Linked DNA regions of Homo sapiens: region 2 is linked to region 1. Evidence: chromatin loops called from intact Hi-C (ENCODE). Cell type or tissue: Panc1. All regions are shown on one strand. Each heading gives the region's core, and the rest is flanking DNA. Links, peaks and the distances in the headings are about the cores only. Region 1 has its middle 81 kb from the start of SPANXN4. Region 2 has its middle 26 kb from the start of SPANXN4.

Region 1 (4,409 bases), core at 169-4,168:
GTGATATCACAGAAAGCCAGCTAAAACAGATGGCTTAAATAAGATCCAAAGGGTTACAACACAATACATAAGATTTCTTCTATGGTGTGAATGTTTGCACCTACCCAGCTCTGCCAAATACTTATGTTGAAAACCTAATAACCAATGGGATGATATTAGGATGTGGGTCCTTTGGGAAGTGATTAGATCATGAGGGTGAGATTAGTCCTTTTATAAAAGAGGCCCCAGAAAGTTGCCTTCCCCTTTTCCACTATGTGGGGACACAGCTAGAAGGTACTACCTATACACCAGGAAACAGTCCTTCACCAGATGTCAAACCAGCCAGTACCTTGATCTTGGACTTTCTAGCCTTCAGGACTGTGAGAAATACATTTTTGTTATTTGTAAGCCACCCTGTTGATGGTATTTTTTTATAACAGCCCATATGCCCTAAGACAATGCACATGTTTTAGAAAAAAAATAAGTCATCAACAAAGAACCAGAAGAATCGGAACTATTACTACTGTCTCTGCTATAGGAATGTTTTCTTAATGCAGACCAATGAGCTGGAGTCAAAGGACAGCGTGGCCCACCTATTGATCTGAAGATGTAGAATTCAGAGATTGTAGCAATTAAAGCATATAATGTTTGAAGGGCAGAATACTGGGAAGGAAAATGCCATGCAGGAAAGGATGGTGGAGTTACAGAGGTCCATGAGTGTCCCTTGTGAGTTACTTGCTGAAGGCTGGGCTGCACATTCAGAGAATGAGTCTGCGTGAGATTTACCAGAAAATAGCTACTATGGGGTTGGTAATGGAAAACAGATATTAGAGGTAGAGTAGTTATAGACATATTAGACATCAGACCTAGACAGAGAATATAGACATCATTAATACCTGCAGATTTTGCTCAGCCACCAGAAGGCCTAAACCTTATGTGTAAAGGCCATCATCTAGAATAGGACATGAAAAAGTATGGTTCTTGAGTGTAATCCAGCCTGTCATTCGTATTTGTAAATAACGGGTTGGAGCCTGGCCATGCCCATTTGTTTATGTATTGTTAATGACAACTTTTATGCTAAAATGGAGGAGTTTAGTAGATTCCACAGAAACTCTATGGCCCACAAAACTAAACGAAAAAAATTTACTACAAGGCTATTTATAAAACAAGTTTGCCAATCCCTGCTCTAGAGTAAAGACTACCCTAAATCCACTTTAACAAGCCTACCAAGCCCTCAGTAAAGACAAGATGCCTGCCTAAGACTAAAATTTAAGTAGTAAAACGAAAAAATGCATTCTCATTCCAGGCCCCTACCACTAAGCACAGTGTCAAGTAGCAAGTAACTTGCAAGAGACATAGATCACTAAGACGCATTGCAAAGAGAAGACTTAAAACTGAGTTTAGACGATATATTGAAAAATAAATCCACTGGCAAACCAATCCCTATATTAAACATGGGTTTTTCTAAACATATTTGAAGACTGGATATAATGAGTACAAACTTCGCAACAACATACCTCAAACTCTTATTTAGATTAACTTAAATATCCGTAATAAAGATCTAACAAAAGAGAATGTACCCCTATTTTCAAGCATTTGAAAAGGGTTATCGCAATCATTACTGTGTTATAAAAGAGAGCTGGTTTAAAAAAAAATAGGAAACAGAAAATAGGCAAGAAAAACAAAACATTCCCAAGGGTAAAATAAATCATTATAACCAGACTCAAATATTATACAGATGTTGGAAGTATCTGAAAATGAATTTAAAATAATTGTGATTAATATGCTGAAAGTTATTTTAAAAAGGTGGACAACATTTAAGATCAGATAGGTAATTTTAACGGAGAAAATGGAAACTATAAGAAAGAATGAAATGTAAAAGCTAGACATGCAAAGTACAATAACCTCACTAGATTCAACACAATATAGAAAGTAATTCATTTACTCAAAGATGTACCTACAAAAATTACTTAAACTGCAGCACAAAGAAACTATAAAGAAAGCAGAACATATCATCCAAAACCTGTGAGACATTAGGAAATGATCTAATATTTGCATATTTAAGATTGTACAAGAAAAAAAAAAGAGAGAAAATAGGGAAGGAAAAATATTTTTAAAAAATTGGCCAAGAATTTTACAAATTTAATGATATAATCAAAAGCACAGAGCTAAGAAGCTCAGAAAACACGAAATAGAATAAACGAAATACACAAATTCACACTCACATATTTAAGTGTATCATTTTCAGTTTGCTAAAAAGAAAGACAAAACGAAAATATTAAAGGTTTTCAGATAAAAAGAAAACATCACTGACATTGTTAGGCCTTGTGTCTCCACCCAAATCTCATCTTGAATTGTAATCCCCAGGTGTTGAGGGAGAGACCTGGTGGGAGGTGATTGGATCATGGGGGCAGATTGCTCCATGCTGTTCTCATGATACTGAGTGAGTTTTCATGAGACCTGATGGTTTTATAAGTGTTTGAAATTGCTTCCTATCCTCACTATCTCTCTCACCTGCCGCCATAGAAGGCATGCCTGCCTGCTTCCCCTTCCGCCATGATTGTAAGTCTCCTGAGGCCTCCCAGCTATGTGGAGCTGTGATCAATTAAACTTCTTTTCTTTATAAATTACCCAGTCTCAGGTAGTATCTTTATAGCAGTGTGAGAGTGGACTAATACAATTACATACAGATGAATAGACTTATAGCATACAGCTCTTTATAAAACTAAGCAAGCTAGAAAGTATGGGGTAAAATCTGTAAAGTGCGGAAAGAAAAAACTACTGTCAACTTAGTAAAAACGTTTTAAATAAATAAATTAGAATTTTTCAGAGAAACAAAATCTGTAAGAATTTACTGGGAGAAAAAAGAATTGTTAAAGCAATAAATTGGAAAGGAAGAAATAAAGGTGTCCCTCTTTGCAGATGACATGTTTGTGTACAAAAGAAAATCTTTTAAAATCATTGGAAAAGCTCCTAGAAGTAGTAAAGTGATTTTTTTCAAGGCCACATGATATAAAAATCAATATATACAGGTAAACCATATTTCTATTTACCAGCAATTAAAAATTATAACTCAGTTTAAAAAATACAATACCATGACAATAATACCCCCCCGAAAACTCAACCCAGGTTCATATTTTACAAAACATGAACAGGCTCCATAGGTTGAAAATAGAAAATATGGATGAAAAAATCAAAGAAGATATCAATTCTTCTCAATCAAATCTGTTTACTGTAATCTTAATCAAAATCTTGACAGGCTTTTAAAAATAGTTATCAACAAGGCAATTTTGAAATATATATATGGAAGTGCAAAATAATTAGAAAAGTCAAAGCTATTTTTTAAAAGGACAAAGTTGGAGGATTTACAATATCTGAGTTCAGGACTCACTGTGAAACTACAGAAATTAAGGTAATGTGGAATTGATGAAAGTGTAGACTTACGAATCAATGGAATATAGAACTGAGCAATAGGCTCACACAAATATAGTAAAAACAAAAATCTATAGACTGTTTTCCGGTATATGGAGGCATGCTACACCTTTGTATTGGTATATTTCTGTCAATAAGATCAAAACTATCTCTAAAACTGTGGTTCTTATGTATTTGTGGGGTATAAGTCTTGTTGAGAGTGGGAACTGTGTCTTGTTCATTTCTATTCTCCTCAGTTATAAAGATAGTATTAATTCATTAAACTCCAATTGCATCACATATTAATGCTATAAACTTGGGAAAGGAACTTCTCTCAACTTCCTCTCCTGTAAAATGGAGATAATACTACATACACGATAAGACAGTTGTGCCGACTAAATGACATCATATATATAAGGCAATCAGCAGAGTGAATTGCATATCATAATATAGAGTAACCCCCTTAAATATTAGTTGGTGGCCTTAGGTTGGGATTTTTAGAAGTAAACCTTTAATGTGTGATAGACAGACATTCTTGTCCAAGTAATTATTGAGGAAGTGTCCTCAGAGGGGAAAAAAGAAAGAGAGAGAGAAGCAGAATAGGGCCAAAGAAGTTGTTAAACAAGAATATGGTCTCAAATTCATGTACATTCAGTGTGATCCCAAGGGCAGCTCTGAAGCACAAAATGCGCTACAGAAGAGAAGTAGCCTCGTTATAAGTAGAGAATAGTCTGTGGGTGCAACTTGGAGGTAGCTTCTATGTGGCAGACAGTAATTCACTGGAGAAAGGGATCAATTTTGAGCAGTCAGCACTCACAGCAGTTAAGAGGCAAGAGCGCACTTGCTTGTGAGAGGACATCTGGCAGGGCACTGACAGCATCTTCTAACTTATTGTGATTGTCTGATTATTCTACCAAGATATTTAAATGTAAACTAAGACTTTAAAAGTAATATAGTGGCTCACGCCTGTAATCCCAGCACTTTGGGAGGCAGAGGAAGGCGGATCATGAGGTCAGGAG
Region 2 (4,409 bases), core at 158-4,157, 55 kb after region 1:
GCATTTTACATATGTCAACAAATTTAATCCTCACAACAACCTTATGAGATGGAGACTATTATTATACGCACTTTGCATATGAGAAGATTGCTACAGGGTGGAGAAATAACTTGTCTAAAGTCACACAGCAAGTGACAAGTGATGCTACAGATAAAACCAAAGCATTCTTAATTTAGAGTCTATTCTTGTATCCACTATACTATATAATTCCCTTGTTTGGTAGTAAATCTATTTGCTTGCTTTTGGGTATTTTTTTCTGATTGATTTGTCCAAATTTCAATGAACAAAAGGGAGTGATACATTATATGAGTTGGTATCTGCATTTGATACAAAATTGAAACCACTTTTGACCATGGATCTAAACAAACTTGCATGATATCACATAAAGACAACTATTGATTAATAATTAAAGTACATTGATTAATAATTAAAGTACTTTATTGATTAATCATTAAAGTACTTTAATTATTGATTAATCATTAAAATACTTTATTGATTAATCATTAAAATACTTTAATTATTGATTAATCATTAAAATTATAAATGCGCATATTCAGGATTTGGATATTCACATGGATATGTGCATTTATAATTTTCTATTCCCATACACATCCTCTCATTTTACCTTCAGAATCATCTTTGAGGAAAACAGGACTTTCGTTTTAAAAATCAGTAACTGAAGCTCAGAGAAATAAGAAATTTGTTCAATGTCGCACAAAAGATGAAACTACCTCTGCAAACTGAACAGACAGTGGTTATGCATCTCATTGTATCAATGAAAGTTCTTTTGAACTATTTCTTAAGCAGCCTTATTTTTCTTTTTGGCATGATAGTGGCAGCTACACCCCGAAACTGGGGTGTGTGTGTGTGTGTGTGTGTGTGTGTTGAGGGGAGACGAATGACTAGATGACTATAAATTTCCATACTTGAAGTTCTATGATTTTCTGCTCCCTGGGAATGTGACCTGATTGAACACATGAATAGACAATATGAGCTATATCTTTCCAGAAGCCAAATTAACCTCGGAATTTACTATGGGAAAAATATTAATAACAAAGTATCAGTCTGAATAGTCGTCAAAAATAGGACAACAAAATACAGCACAGTCTATAAAGTTTGAGCATTTATGTCAATCAGGGCAATAAATATTAGGCAGTGTAATAAGCCTAAAACCTGTGTCTTAACATAACAAATATTTATCTCCCCCTCAGTACAAATCCAAAGCTGTTCCTAGTGGGCACCACTTCTCCATGTCAGAGTTCTCCACTTCCAATCACAAGGACAGAGGTAAGTGCTGGAGAGCACAGCGTAGAAGATCCTACAGAGAACTGTAGAAGTCAAAAATGAAAGTGGTGTACAGTACTGCCATACATACACGTTGCATTGCCCAAAACTCAGTAACACAGTAACTTCTAGATTTAAGAAATGAAGAGAAGGGAGTTTTGGATAATGCTGTCTTCCTATATTCTCAGGAATAAAAGAAAATCTTGATGAACATGTAGTATGCACACTGCCACAGAAGCGGCACATCAAGAGTTCTACCAACCTCAAAGCTATCACCACACAGCTCTTCCCACGTGATGGCAAATTCTCATTTTCAGAGTCAGACACGGTTGAACAATGGAAGCATGTGCTTATTGTGATGTGCGTAAGTGAAATGACCTCAGCTTCCTCTGTCATCTCTTTGGCTTGATGGAAATAATTCAGCTGTATGGCATTTATCACATTTATTGAAATCTTAAAGTCATCACGATTGTTTTAGAACTCTTCAGTTATCGTCATCAGTAGCAGCATTTACATAGCATGTTACAACCCACAAAGAACTTTGCAGACCTGCTGTCATTTGAGTTTCACAATAATCTTCTGAATCACTTGGGCAGGAAGCATTTCCCCATATTATAGAACAAGAAACTGAAGTTCTGAAAGGTTAAGACATTTCCCTTTATTTAAACCAGCTAGAAGATAGCCAAGCTGAAACCAGAACACAGGTCTCAGACACCGGATATCTACTACAGTGCCATTCCTATTATGCTGATTTACCTCTCACACAACGTCTGTAGCAAGATTCCTACATTAGGTCCGGCCAAGAAGGACCTCTGGAGTTAGGTACTGAAACAGATTTTTTAAATTCTTTTCTTTTTTTAAGTATGGGATTTAGTCACAATCAAAAAGTCTTTCAGTCAATAAGTATTTAGTGAGTCGCCACAACAGGGAATTGACACTGTTACGCAATGCCTTCAGACAGACTTTAGACTTTGTTAAGTGTTTAAAAATTGACTTTCACTGAGTGAAAATCCTTTGTCTTATATTTGAGCAGAATATTGATCTGAGTGAACAACTTTTTGGATAATTTAAATATAGCAGGATTTTATATCATTCGTAAGTCAGGCCAGTTTTTCTATTGGCTGTCAATCTTGAGACAGTGTGACATTAGATATAAAATCAGTTAGTGTGTTGGGAGAAATATCTTCTTCTGTCCACACAAAAAATTTCTACCATCATACTAGGCTTAGATATAAAATAATGATTCAGGTCTGTATATTGTGAACAAATAGGTGAAAAACAACTAGAGGTTTCTGAGCTGCCACGTGTTGGCAAACCATTGGAATGGCAGATCTTACTATACACAAGACTCGAAGGCAAAATGTATTTGCCAACTCCCTGCCTCCATATTCAGGACCTGGATATGAGATTACACTCCATGAGCTAAACTATAAAACTCTAAAATATCCTATGATAGGAGAGATAGGCAGTCTACAGAGACACCTTAAAGAAACAAAATGGGTAATGAATGCAGGCTTCTCAGCTTTCACTGTCCATCAGAATGAAAGTGTATCAGCCATAAACTCAAATAATTATAGCCACATTAATTGAACACCTGCTATGTGCCAGGCATATATGCTAATGCATATGTTCCATGCATAGGTGTAATTAAGTCTGTTTGTGAGACAACTAGAGATTAAGTTATTCTTTTATCAGCCCCATTTTACAGATAAGGCAACCAAGCAACTAAATGAGTTTCCAAAGGTCACACAGCTAGTAAATTACGAACTTCAAATCAGGATTCAGAAGCATACGGATCTGCTTTCAGAACTTGAACAGGAGCTCAAGTGATTTCCTCATCAGGACCACCTACGTAAGGCTTAAAGTTGTAAGTGGGTCAGTCCTGCTGCTATATGCACTGAATCTGAATTTTAAGGATGAAATGTAAGCATCTGTACTTGGAAAAATCTTCAAATATTTATACTCTGCCACGAGAAGGAAGAACCACTGCATTAACGTATACCACGTAAAACGAGGAGAGTGACTGTGGTTGAAAGAATACTAACTTGGTCTCCAAAATTCCAGTTTTTTGGTGTAGGCACTCTGCATAATCACCACCCTTTGTGTGTGGGTGGGGCCTGTGGATATGAAGGGATAATCACATAACTTGATTAAGTTATATGGCAAAGGTGATGGGCTAGTCATTCCTATAATGGCTACCTTATATAAGACTCTGTCTTAGCAGATTGGAGGAGAGGACCTTCTGCTGGCCTTGAAAATGTAGGCTGCCATGTGAGAGGGCCTATAAGCAAGTCACATGGTAAGGGACTATGTGAAGTTTCTAGGAGCTAAGAACAGCCCACTGCTCAGAATCAGTAAGAAAAGGGGAGCTCACTCTTACAACTTCAAGAAACTCAATTTGCCACAATCACATGACCTGTGAAGAGGACCCCAAGTTTTAGAAATGAACACAGCCTAGGTGAGAGCCTGATCAGAAGTACTATTTAAGACATGCTTAGACTCTTAGCTCATGGAAACTATGAAATCGTAAGTGTGTGTTTTGAGGTATTAAGTTTGTATAATGTGTTGTGCAGCAATAGATAACTAATACGGTTATCAAAGAATAATTCTCAGCACCCATTTAATCCTAGTCCAGGAGACAGGCTGCCCTGGTCCAGGAAGGCTACCAATGTTAGATATATTTATATTGTAGTGGCAGGCTCATATCTGATGTAGCTATTTAGCTTCTCCCCTCATTCTGATGCCATACTCACCAAGAAACCTTGTGAATTTGATTTAACTTCTCCCACAGGTGCTCCTTAAATATGTGTTAACTAAAAGAAAGAAGAGCTTTAGTCCCTTGAGTCTGTCATATACCATGATAAAGAAATCAATTGGCATTCTGGTTTAGACCACATTCTCTGTGACTTTGATTAGTGTGAGTCTGCCCATGATAGATCAATGAGTTTGGGTGCTAGGAAAGCAGTCTCTGAAGCAGTTTGCCTTGTAAAAAGCCCTGTGCATCACTGCTCCTTCATTGAATAAAGATGTGTCAAGTGCTTACTACGTAGCAAACGCTATTGGCTCACATTATGGATACTTTCATTGAAACCTCATCATTAACAAGCTATTCATTTGACAAAGTC

The links. Hi-C counts contacts between places; a loop is a spot of excess contacts. Peaks named below come from ENCODE experiments on the same cell type or tissue, not always from the same donor. Only the 100,000 strongest peaks of a DNase experiment are listed, where the experiment ranks them.
Region 2: a loop joins it to region 1, with 4 times the contacts of the local background. A loop is called at or near these places in 1 of 110 quality-filtered maps.

Annotation. Positions count from the first base shown.
Region 1 is chrX:142,942,744-142,947,152 of GRCh38, forward strand. No RefSeq gene overlaps it. Among named protein-coding and RNA genes, the nearest start is that of SPANXN4, 81 kb to the right of the region's middle. In Panc1, for the core only: no CTCF peak of the experiment used is centred there; no DNase peak of the experiment used is centred there.
Region 2 is chrX:142,997,309-143,001,717 of GRCh38, forward strand. No RefSeq gene overlaps it. Among named protein-coding and RNA genes, the nearest start is that of SPANXN4, 26 kb to the right of the region's middle. In Panc1, for the core only: no CTCF peak of the experiment used is centred there; a DNase peak (open chromatin) is centred at 1,820; H3K4me3 peaks cover 658 bases.